4 separate regions of the Homo sapiens genome follow, and regions 1, 3 and 4 are each linked to region 2. The links are chromatin contacts, found by Hi-C in ENCODE. All regions are on one chromosome and are shown on one strand. Each heading gives the region's core, a stretch centred on a gene start or an enhancer-like site at or near the end of the contact. The rest is flanking DNA. Distances are from core to core; before and after follow the strand shown.

Region 1 (5,053 bases), core at 847-3,346, 5.1 Mb before region 2:
GCCCACGCCCACCCGGAACTCGCACTGGCTGGCAAGCACCGCGCGTAACCCCAGTTCCCGCCCGCCCACGCCTCTCTCCACACCTTCCCGGCAAGCTGAGGGAGCTGGCTCCGGCCTTGGCCAGCCCAGAAAGGGGCTCCCACAGTGCAGCGGTGGGCTGAAGAGCTCCTCAAGTGCCACCAAAGTGGGGGCCCAGGCAGAGGAGGCGCCGAGAGCGAGCGAGGGCTGAGTACTGCCAGCATGCTGTCACCTCTCAGAAGCTTTGTTTTTTGCAATAAATCTTGCTGCTGCTCACTGCCTTTATGAGCTGTAACACTCACCGCGAAGGTCTGCAGCTTCACTCCTAAAGCCACCGAGACTATGAACCCACCAGGAGGAATGGACACCTTAACAGCTGTAACACTCACTGCGATGGTCTAGTAGCTTCACTCCTGAGCCAGTGAGACCATGAACCCACCAGAAGGAAGAAACTCGGAACACATCCGAACATGATGAAGGAACAAACTCTGGACTTTAAGAACTGTAACACTCAGCACGAGGGTCTGCGGTTTCAGTCTTAAAGTCAGTGAGACCAAGAACCCTATTCCAGACACAGCTCTGACATAGAGTGGCAACACTGGTAGCGTGCACAGGAGCAGAGGCAGCAGCAAAGTGAGAGGAGGCCCTCCACTTATGCTGGGCGCCCTAGTAGCAGCAGCAACACAGCAGCGGTGCCACTGGTGGCCTGGCAGAGTGGAATTTGGTTGATTCAGCCCAGCACCATCAGGCTGTGACTTTAGCAGACTGTAGGTAGTGGTGGCAGTGGGTCCAAGCTGCATTTACAGCCCCCAGGACAAGGAGACCTGAAGCGGAAACAATGCAGGAGTAGAACAGCAAATGTCCTAGGTCAGTAGTGTATGGAATCTGGAACCAGATAGCCTTGTTCAAATCTTGCATCTGCCGTTTGCTAGCGTTTTGAAGCTTTGAGTAAATTACTAACCTCTCTGGGTCTGTTTTCTCCTCAGTAAATAATATCCAGCTCATAGAGAGGTTTAGAAAATTAAATGAAAAAGCACAGCTCTAAGGAGGTGATTGACAATAGTAAGCATATGATTTATTTCCTCATCTTTATGACATCTCACTCTGGTCCAGACCAAGATTACTTAATATTCAGATTAATTTCATGAACTGCTATATTACTCCAGCAACTCAAATCCAAAATAGATGAAAAGGAAACTAAAGAAAACTGGACAGCCATTGCTGCACCTATTGTATAGTTACAAATGCTGACTACATACCAAAACACTGTTTAGGTGACTTATAATTCTGGAATGTCACATACGAATTTAAGAATTGCTGGCCAGGCGCAGTGGCTCACACCTGTAATCCCAGCACTTTGAGAGACCCAGGCGGGTGGATCACCTGAGGTCAGGAGTTTGAGATTAGTCTGGCCAACATGGTGAAACCCCCGTCTCCAGTAAAAATACAAAAATTAGCCGGGCGTAGTGGTGCGCGCCTGTAGTCCCAGCTGCTTAGGAGGCTGAGGCGGGAGAATCGCTTGAACCCGGGAGGCGGAGGTTGCGGTGAACAGAGATGGTGCCACTGAACTCTGGCCTGGGCGACAGAGCAAGACTTCGTCTCAAAAATAATAATTTAAGAATTGTCATTACTTAACCATGGGAGAGGGTGTGGGCAGACAGGGGACAAAGATTTTCCACTGTGTATTTTCATGGTTTTTCCTTTGAACAATGTCCTCTCTTCCAACAAAATTTTTTGCTTTTAAGTGCCACATAAAGGCAGCTCATGTTCCTTACATCGCCGTTATCAAGAGGATCGTCATTCAAATAAAGTAACCACTGACAATGCTAATTAATTGGAAGTAAAGAACTGGGCGGAAAGAACGGCTAACCGCAAGCTGCCGGGTCGCAACTGCGGCGGAAGGCGGACTCTCGCGGGAGCCACAAAGAGGCAGCAGCCGGCCACGTGACTTCCCGGTGGCCTGCTCTCCCCACCTCTCCGCGCTGAGCAGCCACGTCGGCGGCGGTCCCTGGTCCAGGGAGGGGCGTGGCAAAGGCCCGTGCGCGGTACGTGTCCCGCCCCTCGCTGCCCGGAGCCCGGATGAAGAGTAACGCCATTACCGCCGGAGCCGCCGAGAGCCTTAGCCGACGGAAACTGGACACTGGACCGGCAGCGCCATGAGACTCCTCCCCCGCTTGCTGCTGCTTCTCTTACTCGTGTTCCCTGCCACTGTCTTGTTCCGAGGCGGCCCCAGAGGTGAGGCTGGGGGAGTGTGCGGAGGGGATGGCCAGGAAGGAGATGCCAGTGATGGCAAGTTTGAAGTTGGAGGCGGTGGCCGCTCCGGGTCCTGGGGTCCGCGTCCACCCCGCTGGCCTCTCTCCGCCCTCTCCCCAAGCCTAGGCTCGTAGCAGCAGGGGTCCCCGCGGGCGCTGGAGACCCCGCTGCGGCCTGCCCCTTGCACGCGGAGCGCGGGGCCGTGCCCGGGCGACCTTGCTTCGTGGCCGGCCGAGGGCTGGGCTTGCTCCTCTTGCCCTGGACCCTCGCCTGCAGGAGCGGCCAGAACTGGAGGGTCCTCGGCTGCAGGAGGAGGCGCTGGACACGGCTGCGCTCCGAGCGCGCCGCAGCCGGGCTGTTTCTTTTGGCCACCTCCGGCTCCGCTCCACCCCCAGCCCCTCGCGCTCAGGGCTGACGTGTCTTTAGCTTCCACGCCGGGAGTCCGTCTTCATTCATTTGCCAAAACCCTTGTTTTCTACACATCTAAGCCATCAGAGTGTCTTGTTCAATGGTCATCTGCCTTGTTCACGCCCTGCTTGACCCGTATGTGTTACTAGGAGGCTTGATTTCAGAAAAACTACCCCATCGTCACCCCCGTTATCCGCCCCTGCTGCCAAGCAGACTGAAGAATCCCTGTGGGATGTCTCCCTTCTGCCTTCTTCCTCTTCTTGTCTTTCCATGGAACAATTTTTTGTTTGTGGAAACATCGTATTGTGCTGAAAAAATGTGGCCTACTTCGAGTGTTTTTAATACATAGATTTATTCTTTCAACAATTAACCCAGCAATTAAGTGTGAAAATAACTTAGCAGAATATAAAAATATGGCAACTTGACTTCCTGCACAGGTTTTGTCGTGAACTTCGACTTTCTAATTTGTAAAGTGAAATAATTAGTCTGACTAAGCATCCCTTTCATTCTGTAAGTTTAAGCAAGCTGTGTGTCTTAACGGTAGTGACAGGTATTCACGAGTTGTTTTGCGATGAAAAGTGAAGTGACTGGCTTCTGTTTAATGGCTAGAAAACCAAGTGGGAGAATTAAACAACTGTTAATGAGTTAATCTGCAGGTTTAACAAGATTTTTTACTTTAGGAGTCGTTTGCTGGTACTCTTTAAGCTTTTTAAAAGAAAACTTGACAAATGTAGTTTTAGTTTTAGAACTATTTATAACTATTTTCAAGTTATAAAAACTTTCAAGAAGCATGAATTCATTATCTAAACTGAATTAATATCTTGTAAACATTTTTTGTGAGAAACGGTTTTTGTGTTTGGTTTTTCCAGTTGAATGAAGACTGTTAGACTTCATGGGGACAAAATTGTTATTGGTTAACATTAAAATAATAAAATTGTTTAATATTTATGAAAGGCCTTTATATTCCAAAGTGCTCAAATTTAACCACGACTTTAAATTACTATATCAGACATGGTATTTTTCTTACTGGTTTTTGAAAAGGACTTGTAAGTTATGAATGCACTATTTTAGGCTTTGTTCAGCAGGCAGTGAAATCTCTTTAGTTCATAATGCATGGTTCAGTGTTCTTTAATATTTTGCAATAAATCTTAGCAGCCAGTGAGAACTTAAAGACATGGAAAAGACTGCAAATGCATGGTCCTTAACTGTTTCTCCTGGGTGAAAACACGCTTCCCTTCCCATGTTTTTTATCCACAGAATTGCCACATCATCATTTTTTCTGAGAGATGTTGGAAGACACTAGAACTTTGAAATTCTTTTTATGGTCTTGCCTGAAATAGATATAATGTGACTTACTTAGAGTACTATTGTCTATAAAACTGTGATTCACCTTTTTTTTGCATTATACCTGTACTTTGTAACACTAAGTTTGAGAAAAAATATCTTAAAACATGTTTGAAGCCACATGCAAAAATAATTGGATTCTTTCTTTGCTATCAAACCTGAAGCTACCAATACAGTTTTTACTAAACAATGTTTTTCATGCAAGCCAGTTTTTACCATGGATATGATTACAGATATTTGTTCCTTGGCTTACAAACTATCCAGTTCTAAGAGTTTCAGCTGTAGTCACCTCTGATAACAGTGTTTCCTACATAGAACATTAGAACTTAAGAATGCTTTATTTTTTTATTTTTATTTTTTTGAGACGGTGTCTTGCTGTGTCGCCCAGGCTGGAGTGCAGTGGTACAATCTTGGCTCACTGCAACTTCTGCCTCCTGGGTTCAAGCGATTCTCCTGCCTCAGCCTCTGGAGTAGCTGGAACCACAGGTGTGTGCCACCACACCCAGCTAATTTTTGCATTTTCAGTAGAGGCGGGGTTTCTCTGTATTGGCCAGGCTGGTCTTGAACTCCTGGCCTCAAGTAATTCACCCTCCTCAGCCTTCTAAAGTGCTGGGATTACAGGCGTGAGCCACCGCGCCGGCCAAGAATGCTGTTTTCTTTTAAACGTGGGGGTTGTTTAGTTTGCTTTGTATGGTTAATGACAGGGATTACATTTAGAAGTTTCTTATCTTTGCAAAAAATTATTTTCCTTAATTTGCTTAACAAAGTTGCTTGAAGTTCTTTGTGCTTCAAGGCATCTTTAGTTTGTGCCATTCATTTTTCCATCTGTTGGGCACTTTTTGAAGTTAAACCACATTTCCCATTAAAAATAACATGGAAGGCAGGGAACAGTGGTTCACGCCTCTAGTCCTAGCTACCCAGGAAGCTGAGGTGGAAGGATCACTTGGGCCCAGGAGTTTGAGGCTGCAGTGAGCTATGACTGCACAACTGTACTCCCAACCTAGGCATCAGAGCAAGACCCTGACTCTTA
Region 2 (5,536 bases), core at 1-2,500:
CCCGTATATTTCACAGACATTTCTAGCTTATAGCATGTTCCTCTCAATGGAAGTGTTCCCTCTCCTCAGCTTCAGGGTCTCTTCATCACTCAGAGGCACCATCAGATGTTTGTTGAGCCATTCTCCTCATAGAACGCAGAGGAGAGGCCAGGTGTGAAACCAGACCAGTCTATCTATAGCTAAGAAATATTCCTAACGGACCTCGAGGAGCGCGAGAGGGAGGTTTTAAATGTAATCCTGAGCTTTTCTGATTTTGGGGTTCCAGGTCTGCTATACATACTCTTGCACGTTATATTGGGCACAGCCCTAGTAACTCTGTGATTTGAAATGATGATCTGAAGTTATCGATTAGGGAGAGGAATGTGGACAGAGAAGCAGAGCAACGGAGACCGGGAAGTTTCCGTCTGTGTCCTGGATTGCAGCCAACTGCTTAGGCACACACACCTGCTGCCCTCCCGGCTCTGAGTCACCTCCTCTCCTCTCCCTGTCCAACGAGCAGCTGCCAAATGGCAGCCAAATCCAACAGATGTAAGCCGGGACCCCACCTGTGTTTGAATTACTTTCTTTGAAATCTGCCACGTCCAGGTTTATTGACCCGGGCAGTCTTTTCAACATTTCCTTATGCCGCATACGGGTGGGGCTAGGGACTTTCTTGTGCACTGGCAGTCCTCAGAAGAGAAAACTTTGAATTCAGCTATTTGGAACCTCGTTACTGGTTCCGAGCCTCAGGAAAGGCCAGAAGAGCGAGAGCCAGCCTAGTTAGTCACTCCCACATCTGTGACCCCCGTTTACGGGCCTTGTACGCTACTGCCCTTCAGGTACCATAAACCGGGCTTCTCAAAGGGCACTGCAACAGGTTTCCAGGAATTATTTATCAAAGTCCATGACCCCGGCCCTGTGACCCCTGGGTTTGAAAATTCAGACCTTCAGCCTAACGGAGAGGTCGGCTCAGCGTTCCTCCCAGCATCCTCGGGCGATATTAGGGTCCTGGGAGATTCGGGAGGCCACTGCGTCCAGGCCCCCCACGGCCAGCCAGGCGAGAGGCGGGACGCGAAGCCGCGGCCTCCTTCCTCTTCCCTGAGGCGGTGGCGGCGGCAGGCCCCGCCCCTCCCGCGCGGTGGCCGTCGGCGGAGGGGCGGGGCCTGCTACAGCGTCGCCGGCTGACGCGAATGACGCTGCGCCAGTCAGGCCGCAGCCCCGCTGCTTGGCCCGTCGGGCCCGCCTTGGCCGGCTCGGCCCGCCCCCGGCCCTCCCTGCACGGCCTCCCGTGCGCCCCTGTCAGACTGTGGCGGCCGGTCGCGCGGTGCGCTCTCCCTCCCTGCCCGCAGCCTGGAGAGGCGCTTCGTGCTGCACACCCCCGCGTTCCTGCCGGCACCGCGCCTGCCCTCTGCCGCGCTCCGCCCTGCCGCCGACCGCACGCCCGCCGCGGGACATGGCACACGCACCGGCACGCTGCCCCAGCGCCCGGGGCTCCGGGGACGGCGAGATGGGCAAGCCCAGGAACGTGGCGCTCATCACCGGTATCACAGGCCAGGTGAGTGCGGGGGCGGGGGCGCGCCGGCCGAGGCAGCCTGGGCACGCGTGCTCTCCCTACGCGCCGCTACTCGTGGGCTGCGGTCTCTCCAGGAACAGCCCTCTCGGCGTCCCGGAAGGGGTCTGCTGCCGGGAGGTGGGACGGAAGGTACGGTGCAGTTAGTGTGTTGCGTGTGGGGTGTGCGGGATACATCGAGCGCCTCTGGTCTTTCTCTGGGGGCTGTGAGCGTGTGTGCCGCGCGGGATGTCGCGCTCACACCCGGGCAGGACCGCCCGCTCTCACCTGCCCCTCAGGTGACCGCAGCGTCTCTTCCTCCAAGCCCATGTCGTGCTTCGCAGCTCCTAGTGCCGGAAAGGGAAAAGAACCGGTGATCAATGAACTTGCGGGTGAGGTCTTCTTGATGTGTCTCGGCTCAAGGGGCGCTTACCTGCTAACGTTTGGGAAGCAAGAAAAAGGGTGCTTTGCTGGTTTCGTCCCCTATCACCGGATTTCCAGATAGAAAAGAGAACATGAAAGAAAGTAATGCTGTGGAGTCACCTACTAGGACATGTTTAGGAAAAAGAACTTAAAAAACTTTTTAAAATCACGCCAACTTCTGAGATTCAGGTTGACACATTTGGAAGTGTATCCGAGGCACACTGGTCCAAAAGTGCGGCTAGTTCCATTTTCAAAGGAATAAGTTCGTCGAGTAAGGTAATCAAGAGGAGGTCTTCGGAATGTCTCAGGCTAAGCATGGCTGGTTTGTGAGGGTCGCCTCTTAGAGGTGTTGCAGTAGGTGGGATCCGACCGCTGTGTCTTACCAAGCTGTGCTGTTTTAGATTCAGTGGTCATGAAGTAATCGTGCCCACATATTGCTGTAGAAAGAATGTGATGTGTGTGCTCCTGGGTATCTCTGGGTGGTGGCCAATATAACACTGAGATAAAGGTGATAATGGCTAATACATATTGTGTCTATCATGTTCCAGTCGCTTGCCTAACATTAACTCATTTAGTTCTCATAACAAACTCTTTGAGGAGGTACTTTTATTATCTCTATATATGTGGAAACTGAGGCATGGGAGTTTGATTTGCCTGAGGTTAAACCGCTGGGAAGTGTCCAGTTGGTATTGAAACCACTCTCAAAGTTCTCTAGTGTTAGAAAGGGCTAAGTGGGCAGGAGGCAGCGGCTCATACTTGAAATCTCAGCACTTCGGTGTGCAGAGGTGGAAGGATTGCTCGAGGTGAGGCCAGGAGTTTGAGACCAGCCTGGGCAACATATTGAGACGTTGTCTCTACAAAAAAATTTAAAAAATGAGGCAGGCATGTTGGTGCTCACCTGTAGTGCTAGCTACTCAGGAGGCTGAGGCAGGAGGATCACTTGAGTCCGGGAGTCTGAGGCTGCTGCAGTGAGCAATGATGGTACCACTGTACTCCAGCCTGGGGCAAGAGAGTGAGATCCTGCCTCAAAAAAAAAAAAAAAAAAAAAAAAAAAAAAAAAGAAGGAGAAGTTGAAATTGGCCAGATGCACAGTCACAGAATATTACACAATTTCAAGTATTGAATACCTGATTTACTGCTGGTTATTCATGCATCTTGCTTTGCTTAAGGTAATCATAATAGACAAGAGTTTGAAAACTAGTAAGAGGTGGATCTGAGTTTGAAAACTAGTAAGAGGGCAAGGATCTGAGGTTGAGAAATTGAATCCTTGAATTGAGGCAGTAAGACAGGTCAGGGCCTACATACTGTCCTCCCCCTTCTCTTTGTTTTCTAATGCTGGGACCTTTCTGCAGATGATTCCCTTTTTTCCATTTTGTCAGACTGGACCTGAAGCTCAAATGTTTACCAAGTTTACCTAATCTCTGGAAAGTAGAGATTTTATTTTAGTATTGTCCGGAAATTAGTTAAGATTAACATCTTAACTAATGTGCTGTGTTGGTGTGGCCTATACCAATTTACACGACCAGCAGTATGAATCAGTGCAGATTAGAAATGGAACCTAATTTTGACTTTTAAGAGCAGTCATTTGGCTGGAACTGAGTGGCCAGGAAGGTATGGAAGTGGGCCCCCACTCTAGTTTGTCCTGCAGCCTGTCATGGGAGTCTACCTGAAGCACCACACTCAGCAGACCACTCCCTGACTGGAATTTTTTGGTTCCTCATTTCATTTCCAACTTAAAACACCTGCATGGCTTTCAGGTTGGGTTGAATCTCTGCCCCAGTGTTTCTTTCTTCCCTCCGGCATCTGCCCTCTGCATTGTCTCCTCATTTGGTGTTGCATTGGCTTCTGTACCCCTAGCATAGTGCTGAATTCTGTAGCTACCACATAAACACTTGCAGATGGAATTTACTGCTCTTTTATGTTTTTTATTTGTATTCCAGGACAGTGACTCCCAACTTGAGTATCAAGGATCTCTGGAGCACTGTGGTGTTAATGCAAGGGGTCTGAAAATCCATACCTTATTGTATGTTTTCTTAATAATATTGGCTGAGAACTTACTGAGCTATTCACTCTGCTAAGCATTTTGTATATCCCTACCTAAGAGACAGGTATAATAAGTATCCCCATTTATCCCTGGCTAAGTAAGGTTAAATATGTTCCCTGAGGTCGTACATCTAATGAGTGTCAGAACTGAGATCTGAACCCAGATCTCAGCAGTTGCTGTAAGTCATTTTGTTATACAGACTGTGGTGAGCCTTATGAGACAGAGAGAAATAAATAGTCTTACTCTAAGAAGAGATTTCAGATTCAAATGCCACTGCTCTGGCACTTGGGGCTATCATGGCATTTGTGCCAAGATGGGCTCTTAAATGGGTTGTCCCAAATTCCCGCTTGAGAATAGTGCGGACAGCCAGGGTGTCCTGTCTGCTGTGTATCTCTAGTACGTATTGTCAGGCTTCTTATTCTAGCCTTCCCCTCCCATCGGTTCTTGACACACTCCTTTTCCAAAGTGGGAACCTTATTAAATAGGCTTTAAAGAAGCTCAGGCTCTGGCTTTGCATTGCTGTCTCCAGGCCCTCTGCCAGCCACTCTTAAAAGCTCACCCCCATTGGCTAATGATGCTGTTCTTTACTGCACTCTTGGAGATGTTCTTGCTGTTTTTTGAATACTGTTGCCTTGTACCTCTTTGGAGTAATTATTTGTGGCTGAATGGCCTCACAATTCTTATTCCTTTTAAGGTGAGTCTCAGTGTTCTCAGCCTAATCCTGATAAATGCAGCCATTCCAGGAACTTCCTCTGTATTTACATGTATGCAGTCCCTGTTGATTGTATAAGTAATTTCATATCTTTTGTCTTGAGATTATGAACTACTTTAAGATAGAAATCTCATTTTCAGCCTGTTACCTCCCACATGCCTTCATCTAGTGGGGTTTCAAAACTGTTGACTTACTTTTTCCATTAGCAGAACACATCTTCACTGCATGTCTGCAGTGTCCAAGGCTTGTTTTGGTGCTGCTGCAGATATAAAGATATGAAAGTTGTCTTCATCTGTTTGTGTTGCTATAAAGGAATACCTGAGGCTGGGTAATTTATAAAGAAAAGAGGTTTATTTGGTTCATGGTTCTGAAGGCTGTACAAGAAGCATGGCACCAGCATCTGCTTCTGCTGAAAGCTTTAGGCTTCCACTCATGGAGCTAGTGTATGCAGAGATTACATGGTGAGAGAGGAAGCAAGAGGTGGGGTGGGGTGTGGGGTGCCAGGCTCTTTTTAACAACCGGCTCTAGCGGGAGCTAATAGAGTGAGGAGTCACTCATTACTGTGAGGATGGCACCAAGCATTCATGAGGGATCTGCTTCCATGACCAAAACACCTCCTATTAGTTCCCACCTCCAACCTTGGGGATTAAATTTCAGTGTGAGATTTGGAGGGGTCAAAGATCCAAACCATGGCATTCCATCCCTGACCCCCCAGATCTCATCCTTCTCACATGCAAAATACAATCATCTTTCTCATGCAAAATACAATTCCAATAGTCCCTAAAATTCTTAACTTGTTCCAGCACCAACTTAACGGTTCAAAGTCTGA
Region 3 (5,176 bases), core at 968-3,467, 5.3 Mb before region 2:
TCCATACCTCCCCACTGCCTTCATTAAAAAAAAAAAAAAAAATCTAGACTTTCTAATATGGCTGACAAGGACCTTTAAGATCTGACCTCTACCCACCATCACCATTCTACTCTAACTCTACACTCTATGCTCTAGCTATCCTTAACTACTTGAGGCTTCCCGATCTGGTCACTCCCTGTCTCTGAACTTCTACACATGCTGTTGATGCTTCTTCCCCGCACCCGCCAACCCCCTAGCCAATTCAACTCACTTTTATTTATCAGCTTAGAATTCACTTTGTCCAGGAAGCCTTTGCTGACCACCACTTTGTCCACCACCGCCTACAATAAACTGTACTATAGCAATTCCAACCCCACCCATCACAGACCCATGATAATATAATGGTTCAGTTATCCGTATTACCCCTCATCACCACCAGACAATAAGCTCTGTGAGGACTAGGAACTAGGTGACAACTAGGACTAGGAACTAGGTGACAACTAGGACTAGCTCTGTGAGGACTAGGAACTAGGTGACAACTAGGAACAGATGACAACTAGGACTGTTGTTCACTAAATTTCAGTACTAAAACACCGGCGGAAATCCTAACTGCCATTTACTAGCAGTGTATCCTTCGACAAATTATCACTTCTGTGTTCCTTTCCTCGTCTATAAAATGTGGCCAAAGATACCTACCTCATAGGGTTATTTTGAGTATTAAATGAAGTAATGTAAGTGGCAAACAAAGTGCTATTTAAACGTTAATACAAGGAATCCAATGTTACCGCAATGCTGAGTAAACAATGTATGGAAGGGTCTGGTAAGCCCCACTCAGTGGAATTCCCAGCTTCAAATACCCCTCTAAATGAATATTAAAGATTTTTTAATTTCCTCTGTGCTTTTAATACAATAAACAATGAATGGTATATACAGAAATCAAATATATTTTAAATGCCTCTGAGGAATCAGTCATGTAACTTAAACCCAGGAGAAATTATCACAGCATGGTAAACCCAGAAGTAATAGTAAAGATAATGAATTACCCCACATTGGAGCACTTCCCTTCCTCTCATTCCACCGAAAATACCCCACAAAAAAACAAAAATCACGAATGTTCACTCTAAATACACTTGCCTACATTTTTAAAAAAGCAATTCTAATGTCCACAGGAGTTGCCAGTTACCACCTCTTGGTGACAACCTTTAATAATCCTAGAATTGGTGCTGTCCCAGTCAGAAGTGTCCAATTTTAAGGCACAGAAAGGCGAACTGGCAAACTCCCAGCTCTCCTGACACCGAATCTGGTGCAACTGCGGAATCCGTATGACAGATGACAATGCAAACCGCCAATCCCTCTGCAGCGCTCTGAGACACGTTCACTTATTTTCTAAATAAATACCAAATCTGCCATTCCCTCCTCACTCAACACACCTTCCTGGATTTTGTTTGTTTGTTTTTTGAGACAGGGTCTTGCTCTGTCGCCCAGGCTGGAATGCAGTGGAGCGATCTCGGCTCACTGCAGCCTCGACCTCCTGGGCTCAAGCTATCCTTCCACCCCAGCCTCCCAAATAGCTGGGGCCACAGGCTCACACCACCACACCCGGCTAATTTTTGTACTTTTGGTAGAGAAGAGGTTTCACCATGTTGCCCAGGCTAGTCTGGAACTCCTGGGCTCAAGGGATCCTCCCGCCTTGGCCTCTCAAAGTGCTAGGATTACAGGCGTGCGCCACCGCGCCCGGCCCCCGGTTTTCTTTAAACTCGAAGTTGCGCGGGAGGAGCGCCGCACTGGAGGTCGATGTGGAGCCTTCGGGAGTTCCTCGCGCGCCCCAGCCCGGAACCCAGGGACGTCAGGGTTGCTCCAGGGCCCCCGGCGCCCCTCGGGTCCCAGGCGCCCATCGCGGCTCTGCACACGGACGAGGACTCCTCGCCCTTCCCTCCGCGGCTGCCAGTGCGGATCTCCCTTCTTCCAGAGAAGACCCCGGGCCGATAGTCCCCGAAAGGGCCCCGCGGCCGCGCTCCTCACCTCCGCCGCCTCCTCTTCCCCGGGATCCAGACTATCTAGGTCCCAGCCCAGGGACGCGGTCACCTCCTCCAACGTCCGGCAGCCGCTCTCCACGAACTCGTTCAGCTCCTCCTGCAGCCGCCGCCGCTCCTCCACAGGTGGAGGCTCGCCCTCCATAGCTGCAGCCCACCCGCCAAGAGGAAGCGGCCGAACTGCAGACCGCACGCGCAGGCCTCTGGGAGCTGTGGGCGGGGCCACAGTCGCCACGTGACTTGAACAGCCTATAGGGAAGAGTCCCGGGAAGGGCGGGACTGTTATTTTGAGAGGCGTTTTCCAATCTTTTCTCAGCTCTTGCGTGCATTTGCTCTGGCCTTTCCAGAAAGATATTCGCCCTCCTCGACTTCCTCAGAAAAAACGGCTTATAGCTACAGAAAAGTTTTAAAAATAGTACAATGAGCTTTCGTTTAGCCGTCCTTCAGCTCATTGTTAACATTTTGCCAGGTTTGATTTCTCTCCGTCTCTTCTCTCCACATTCACAGCCCCACCCAATGATTTTTGCTGAATTCTTTGAAAGTAAGTTGCAGATTTTTCACCCCCAAATATGTTAGCATGCATGTTCTAAGAATAAGAACATTTTCCTGTGTAACCGCAATACATGATCAAACCTAAGAAAATTAGTAAGTCCATAAAATCATTTATTATACAGTTCATATTCAAATTTCCCCATTGTCCCCAAAATTATTTCTATAGCAGTTTTATTTTTTCAACTCATAAGCTATAATTAGTTATTGTCTCTTTTAATCCAGATCAGCCTCCTTCACCCTCCTTTTTAAATTATTAAATCATTACATGTTGTGATGAGCCTAGGCCAGTTGTCTTGTAGAATCTCTCTCATTCTGGATTTGTCAGATTTTGTTTCCCTCATGATTAGATTCAGTTTGAGCACTTTTGCAATACTACCTAAGAGATGTTGCCAACTCACGGGGACGCATAACTCAGTTATATTAGTAATGCTAAATTTGATCACTTGGTAAAGGTGGTGGCTACATCTCTTCATTCTAATAGTACATTTTCCTCTTAGGAATTGGTAAGCAATCTGTGGATTATACCTTGAGTCCATAAGAATAACCTGTTCCCCAACTCCTTGATACAGTCCTTCACTGAATCTGTTGTTACATTAGGAGTTATAAGTGATTCCGCAATAGTATCATGCCTTTTATGTTTATTAACTGGCATTCTTTCCACACCTCCATTTTAGTGTTTGCTTCACTATGGGAATCAAGGTGTTTTTAAAGTTATTGATTTAAGGTTTTTTTTTAATTCAATATAATATACTCCTTTAACATCATAATTCTTGTTGATGCTCAAATTGTCCCAAATGTGGCCAGTGGAAGCCACATTAAGCCATCTGTGTCTTTCATGTATCCCTATTAGTCCTTGAATGCTTTCTTGCTTTGATAACACAAGCTTAACTTTGTACATTTCCTACCCAACACCTGGAATTAGCCCTTGTAGTTTCCCCAAATGGTTTCAACTCCTAGAATCTAACCCATTTTATATTACTTTTTAAAATTTTTTCAAGCCCAAGTGTCAAACCTTGGTTTCCTTTTGCACTTTGTTTACCCATGTGAAGGAACTGTGGGGGAATTTTTTGGTGAACAATTATTTCTAAAGGCAAATAGCACGGTTCTCACTTAAAAAAATAGTCATAAGACTATAAATAGGCAGCACCATAAAATACAGAAGTGGCTAGAAGCTGGTAAGAGAGGAGTATGAAGTTAATGTATTCATACTCTGCCTACAGTATCTTTTTTTTTTTTTTTTTGAGACGGAGTCTGGCTCTGCCACCCAGGCTGGAGTGCAGTGGCGCAATCTCAGCTCACTGCAACCTCCATCTCCCGGGTTCAAGCAATTCTTCTGCCACAGCCTCCCGAGTAGCTGGGACTACAGGCACATGCCACCACACCCTGCTAATTTTTCTATTTTTAATAGAGATGGGGTTTCACCATATTGGCCAGGCTGGTCTCGAACTCCTGACCTTGTGATCTGCTCGCCTCAGCCTCCCAAAGTGCTGGGATTACAGACGTGAGCCACCGCGCCCAGCCCGGTATCCTTACTTTTTATTTGCATTTCCATAGTTAGCTGGTTGGTCTGGAAAAATGTGAGACTATTTCTGATGTGACATGACTCCTGATAAAAAGTTCTAGTGTATATTTCCCTGTTTGTATATGTGAACCAAATTAAAACTTAGCCCACGTCAAACATATCCTCTCTTCAGGATACAGCCCCATGTCATCTCAGAGCTTCATGACAACATTGGCACAAGCCTGGAGGGAGTAGGAAAGATTTGTCAATTGACTGTACTCTCTAGTTACTGTTTCAGCCCGAGGAACTGCTCTACACTGATGCTGCTGATCTGTTTTGATATCACTTTCCTGGAGTGGTCTCCAGACTCCTGTTCTAGGCTAGGCCTCTGTTATGGATTGGATTGAGTCCCTCAAAAATGCCTATGTTGAAGTACCAACCCACAATGTGACTGTATAAGGAGATAGAGCCCTAAGAGGTAATTAAAGTTAAATGAGGTCATAAAGGAGGGGTGGGTACTCTAATCAGATAAGACTGATAGCCACCCATGAGCCAGGTTTCACTAGAAACCAGCCCTGCCTGCATCTTGAGCTTGTACTTTTAGCTTCCAGAACTGTGAGAAAATACACTTCCGTTTAAGCCGCTCACAGTCTGTGGCATCTTGTTATGGCAGGGTGAGGTGACTAATATAGTCTCCCAGCTCTAGCATAAGGAATTTCCTTCATTTTTCCCAATACAGCATTTACCACATTTTCTTCTTCCTTTTGGATTATGAGGGCTCTTTTTCACCATGTATTTCTAGCACAGACTCCATGGCTTCTGGCACAATGCATGGCACGCGAACTCAGTATTTAATGCATAAAATTAATTTCAACTCCTCCAAATTAGGAGAGGGAGTAAGGAAGAAGAGGTGAAATAAGGAAGAAAAGAGTGCTGTGGAGGAAAAATAGCCCATGCAATGAGAATGGAGGTGACTTTCACCCTAAGTACCAAAAGCCCCCAATAATTAATCTAATCTTGATTTTTGTTCTATACAATTAGCATGTTTTCCTATTTTCTATCTGTACTATAAAATTTGTATTAATATATACTGCTGACATTTGAAAGTTGT
Region 4 (5,173 bases), core at 1,066-3,565, 6.2 Mb before region 2:
GAAATGAGAGGTGATGCTCAGAAGATGTGAATCAAGACACCAAAGGTTTCTGATACTACAGAATTATTAATTTCTTAAAAATTTAAAACCAATTCATAGGACCAGGCGCAGTGGCTCACGCTTATAATCCTAGCACTTTGGGAGGCTGAGGTGGGTGGATCACTTGGGGTCAGGAGTTCGAGACCAGCCTGGTCAATAAGGTGAAACCCCATCTCTACTAAAAATACAAAAATTAGCCGGGCATGGTGACAGGCGCCTATAATCCCAGCTACTCGGGAGGCTGAGACAGGAGAATGGCTTGAACCCAGGAGGCAGAGGTTGCAGTGAGCTGAGATGTGCCACTGCACTCCAGCCTGAGCGACAGAGTGAGCCTCTGCCTCAATCAGTCAATCAGTCAATAAAAAACAATTCATAGCTGCAAGTCTTTAATTTTGTTTACCACGTGGTTATCACAGGAGTAAATGGGAAGTATTGTAAGAGAGTCGATATTTATTAAACACCTACTCTATAATAAGTACTACTCCAGATAGTCTCTCCTACATTTCACATTTGACATGTAAAAATATTTCACTGACATGGTAGTCAGAGAAGAGCCAGGTGACATTTGAGCAGTGACTGGAAAAAAATGAGGAAGCAAGCTCTGTGGACATCTGAGAGGGCAGTGTTCCATGCAGAAGGAACAACAGCTACAAAGCACTGATGCTTGCTGTGCTTGGGGGCAATTAGAAAAGCTCTGAAGTGTAGCTTGGATGTGATCCATCAAGAATAAGTTCAGTCTTAAAAGTCAGGGTAAGAATTTTGAACTTTAATCTGAGTAAAATGGTAAACCGCTAAAAGGTTCTGCACAGAGGAGTGGCATATTCAGGTTCTAATGGGATCACTCCAGCTGCTGAATGCAACTATGTAGAGAAATAAAGGGAATGCAGAAAGCTATGCTCACGGCTACTGCAATTGTCCAGGCATGAGCAGATGGTACCTTGTAACACCTCTTGTACCTTAAGTTGTTTTATACTGCCATTTACTTTCTCATGGAAACCCCTAATTTCTTCAGGACAGGGAGCTCATACGCATAGTTTACGATATGAGCTATACATATGCCCATTTAATAAATACTTGATAAATAACCACCATATAAATGGCTAACAGTAGTACTAAATTCACATTATACAGTGACGATATGGCATCACTGAAAGGTTTTGTCATTTACTATCTCTTTAGGAAATTTAAGTTCTCTAAGCCTTAATTCCAACATTCCTAAGTGTTGCTAACACCAGCCTAACAACGTTGGCAAGTATTAAACGAAAATGTCTACCCAGACCTTTTTTTCTCACCACCAAAGTAGGTGCCTTGCTTTCTTACAAACCCTCGATCCCAATACAAGACACAAATGCTACCCTTTCTGAAGAGTGCCTGTAAAATTTTAAAAGTTGTCCATAACTGACTGGATTCTAACATACATATTAATCCAATTCATCCCTTTCTGGTATTCAAGGCATGCTTTCAAAAATTGTCCATCTTCGTTACAGTAATATTTTCCTTAATTATTCTCTGAAAACAGCTCATCCCCAAACCGTCTTGGTTTTTACGTTATTACATCTCAGTGGTGATGGATGAGGCCCTAAACGCGGGGAAAACCTTTTACAAAAGTTTTGATGGCTGGTCCTCAAGCTTTGAGATTTACCTTCCAAGAATTAAGCAGCACTATCGAAACAATGCTGGCAACATTTTTATGAGGTTGCAAGGACCACGGTTGCTGCAGCTACAGGATGAGTTATAACGTCAGAAGCAACCCAAGCGTTACTTCAGGCCCATCTTCACCGGAGAAGCCCGTATGAATCAGGCAAAAACATAAAAACAGGTTCTGTGACTTTGCCGTATCTCATTTAGATCAAGTAGCACGCAGAAGGAAGACAAGGATTTTAAAATCTGGCTCCAACATTCTCCACTTGGTCGCGTTCTCAAATCTCAGCCCAGGGCCGCTGACGTAAAGTCGCCTCTCTCGTGGGCACCACGGGCTCGAGGGTAGCCGGCAGCTGAAACCCGAGGGGCTTCAGAGGCTTGGAGGCCAGGAGCAGGCAGAGCGCCGATGGGATAATGAGATTCTCCAGCAGATCGGCGCTCACCGACCTACTCCATTTCAGTGGGTAGAGGTAAAGGCTGAAAGGCGACCCTCGCACCGCCCGGCCCACCTAGGCAGTGCCGGCCTAGCGTCTCTACCCCATAGAGCATGCGCGGGAGGTAACGGCCCGCCCGCCACCGGCCACACAGGCCTGTCGGGAGGCGGGGCCACGCGTCTGCGCACGCGCGCAGGGACACATAGGCGGAAGTGGCCTGCGGGCGCCGGAGTTGAGAGTGCTTTCCGGGGAGGCGACCGCCGCGGTGGAAAGTGCAGGAGTGGGCGAGGAGGAGGAGGAAGAGGAGGTGATGGCGACGGACCAGGGGAGGGGGAGATGCTCCGTCTAGCTCAGACGCCACGCAGGCTGCCGTCACCCTTCCGGGTGACATACCGGCCTTGGGGTACGCGTGCCTTCGGGGCCTTTCCTGTGTTTGGGACCCAGATCTCCTCTCCTCCAGAAAACCTTGACACTGCCCATCTTCCTCATCCAGAAGGAGCGTTCGAGGAATGGATGAGGTCGGGATGGAAGAAACGGGTGATTCCCTTTTTTGAAAGAGCGGAAACCGGCCGGGCGGTTTCCAGGGAGGAGCATCTGTTCCTCCTCGCCCGTTTTTCGCCCTCGGGCTGGCGAGAACTCCCTCAGGTCCCAATCCGTGGACTCGCAGGGGTGAGGTGACCTCAAGGGGTCTTTTACGCTGTTCTCGGGGTCTCTGGAGAACTGTCAGTCACCTGGATACCTCTAGACTGTATTTACAGTTAACTGTTTCCTCGTTCCGTGTTTATTAAATAGGGGCACTCCAAGGTACTCTTTTCTCCATTTGGCTTGCAGTAGAATGTGATTGTTCTGGCTGGGCTATTAAGTTTATGGCATAAACTTCCACTAGAAGTTCTGCAAGTTTCCTCCAGTCTTTGCAACTGAATTATCTCTCCCGTCTTTTTATTATTTAAGGAATATTGAAAGTAAAAGATGGAATGATTTGGTGCGCTAACAAAATCTTAAGTGTTGAGTATCTGCATTTTTTCTACATTAGGATATCAGAAGCCTAGAATTGTTTTTTGATTAAACGTTTTTCTAAGTGAATTGAGATAGTTTGGAACTTGGAAGAGAGGCAGCATTTCAAAATAATTTAGACAGCGTTATTTTTACTTAATTACTTAATATATAAAGTCCTAGTGTTAACTTTTTCTCTTGGAAAAAAAAAAGAATAGTCTTCAAACATTAGCACAGGGTTTCTCCACCTTTGTGTAATGATGTGTGTACAAAGAAATGAGATGGAACTTTGTTTTTTCTGTTTTATAATCGTACACCATAGGCCATGATTGATTCCGGAGCGCAGTTAATCAAGGCATAATGGCATGGTAAGATTCTTTTATTTGTAACGTTGAGTGTGGCAAAGTATAGTTAAAATCACGTTTTTTCAGGTTAATGACACCGTAATGACTTTTTTTTCATATTCTACCTTTTTTTGGTGTGGGACTTTTGTCCTTCAGGTCGGAAAACTCAAAAATAAACTGAAATAATTGTGACTTCAATAGGTCATTGTAACTCAACATTATCACTAATTTTAATTTTTAAATATACATTGTATGCCGGAAATGCTACCTTTTTATTCCATTTTAGCAGTTGAAGTTGAATATCTGTGTTGAATTTAGGAAGAGGCCTCAGGCAATTATACACACCTGTGATTTTTAAAATATATATATATATATTTTAGTTTCACTGATTACTGTGAGCTTCAAAAGCAAAGCACAATGTTGATCATTTAGTCTGAAAACTAATTTTAATTCCATGCTTCATTTTTGCTCCTTGCATCACAAGGAGTTTGGCCCATTTTTTTTTTTAGATGATGGTTAGTATCAGTCATTAATGTTTGAAGTGGAAGGGATATGGCAGACATTCCCCAATGATCACAGTTATTAGGTATCAGAGGTCTTTATCAGTCACACTTTCTCACCAGTGATGTTCTTATTAATAAAACAGCATTCTAAATGCAAGGCTTTGGTGGGCAAGTTTTATGAGACTGATGCCTCAGGCAGAGGAAACAAATTTATTTTCATGTTCATTTCAAATGTTTTGTGGGGAGTTTCAGTAGCAATGTCGGTATTTTGGCATACATGTAGAAAAGACAGTGCTAGAGAGATTTCATTCTGCACATATGGCCTAGATCTGCAGCACATAAAGTTGCCAAGAAGTGTATTAGAAGTGGTAAAGTGTTGGAAAGGAGCTGAATAACGTTGATTAAATAAATGGTGCTTGCTAAACTGTGGTAGAGTCCTTCATTTAATCTTACATTTTTGTTATGTGCCAGAACATCATAGGAAGATATCTCTTGCCTTAAGGATTTCATAGGCTTTTAGGAGAAACAAGTATAAAAACGAAAAAGCTATACCATTATCATTTAGGAATTTGAAAAATATGTATAATATGATTGAGTCCAGGACATCAACTCGTTTTTAACTTCGAGGCCTTATTCATGGATGCAGCATGATCAGACTTCACGTTGAGCCATGTGACAGATGGGTCAGAAAGGGAAGAATTGATTATAAACAGTCTCGTAATCTAGGCAAGAGAAAATGGCTGCCTGATGGAGTAGGGTCCGAAACAGATATTAGATATAGTTATAGAGGTAGAGTTAACAGGAATCTTGGCAAAATATAGAATGTGAGGAAAAGGAAAGATTCTTAAGATGACTCCCAGATTTTTAGCTTGTGTTTCATACTAGGTACTGTTAAGTGAGATTGGGAATATAGGAACAAACAGTAGATTTGTTTTGAGGGGAAAATAATCAGCTTTGGCCATTTTAAATATGAAGTGCCAGCAGAGCTTATGAGTAGAGGTATCAAAGAAGCATTTAGACGTAGAGCTCTGGATCTCAGGAGAGAAGGCAGCGTTGGAAATTCAGGTCTGTATTTCCAGCTGCACATCAAAGGGGTGAGTCAGCTTGAGCACACCATATCACCCTAGCAATATTTCTAAAAAGTTGAAGGATGACAGCTAACACACTTATGGACTGTCATATGCCAGGCAATTTTACATTTATTTCATATAGTCCTAAC

What was found. A loop is a pair of places that touch in the nucleus more often than their neighbours do. Pooled maps may share reads with other maps.
Region 1: a map of CD4-positive, alpha-beta T cell shows a loop between it and region 2 (10-fold over the local background). The contact joins the promoter of SSR1 here to the promoter of GMDS in region 2. A Hi-C loop is called at or near these places in 2 of 168 maps with a recorded cell type or tissue (CD4-positive, alpha-beta T cell and naive thymus-derived CD4-positive, alpha-beta T cell) and 7 of 50 pooled maps.
Region 3: a loop to region 2 is called in a map of CD8-positive, alpha-beta T cell, with 8 times the contacts of the local background. The contact joins the promoter of SNRNP48 here to the promoter of GMDS in region 2. A Hi-C loop is called at or near these places in 2 of 168 maps with a recorded cell type or tissue (CD8-positive, alpha-beta T cell and naive thymus-derived CD4-positive, alpha-beta T cell) and 6 of 50 pooled maps.
Region 4: a map of naive thymus-derived CD4-positive, alpha-beta T cell shows a loop between it and region 2 (18-fold over the local background). The contact joins the promoter of SLC35B3 here to the promoter of GMDS in region 2. A Hi-C loop is called at or near these places in 3 of 168 maps with a recorded cell type or tissue (CD4-positive, alpha-beta memory T cell and naive thymus-derived CD4-positive, alpha-beta T cell) and 9 of 50 pooled maps.

Annotation. Positions count from the first base shown.
Region 1 is chr6:7,310,242-7,315,294 of GRCh38, reverse strand. It overlaps SSR1 (signal sequence receptor subunit 1), which reads left to right and starts at 2,096. Exons shown (of 8, transcript NM_003144.5): 1 at 2,096-2,253. The coding sequence starts at 2,175. RefSeq lists enhancers at 1,721-1,780, 1,791-1,860, 1,197-2,063, 2,064-2,932 and silencers at 2,351-2,460, 2,591-2,640.
Region 2 is chr6:2,241,319-2,246,854 of GRCh38, reverse strand. GMDS (GDP-mannose 4,6-dehydratase) reads left to right here and starts at 1,250. Exons shown (of 11, transcript NM_001500.4): 1 at 1,250-1,534. The coding sequence starts at 1,433. It overlaps GMDS-DT (GMDS divergent transcript), which reads right to left and starts at 1,102. Exons shown (of 7, transcript NR_046229.1): 1 at 925-1,102. RefSeq lists a silencer at 978-1,607 and an enhancer at 1,108-1,608.
Region 3 is chr6:7,587,239-7,592,414 of GRCh38, reverse strand. It overlaps SNRNP48 (small nuclear ribonucleoprotein U11/U12 subunit 48), which reads right to left and starts at 2,217. Exons shown (of 9, transcript NM_152551.4): 1 at 2,002-2,217. The coding sequence starts at 2,157. RefSeq lists enhancers at 1,993-2,142, 1,721-2,460.
Region 4 is chr6:8,432,687-8,437,859 of GRCh38, reverse strand. It overlaps SLC35B3 (solute carrier family 35 member B3), which reads left to right and starts at 2,315. Exons shown (of 10, transcript NM_001370479.2): 1 at 2,315-2,517. LOC100506207 (a long non-coding RNA gene) reads right to left here and starts at 2,237. Exons shown (of 5, transcript NR_038980.1): 1 at 1,682-2,237. RefSeq lists enhancers at 1,918-2,007, 2,088-2,167, 2,108-2,277, 2,478-2,537, 2,034-2,575 and 2 more.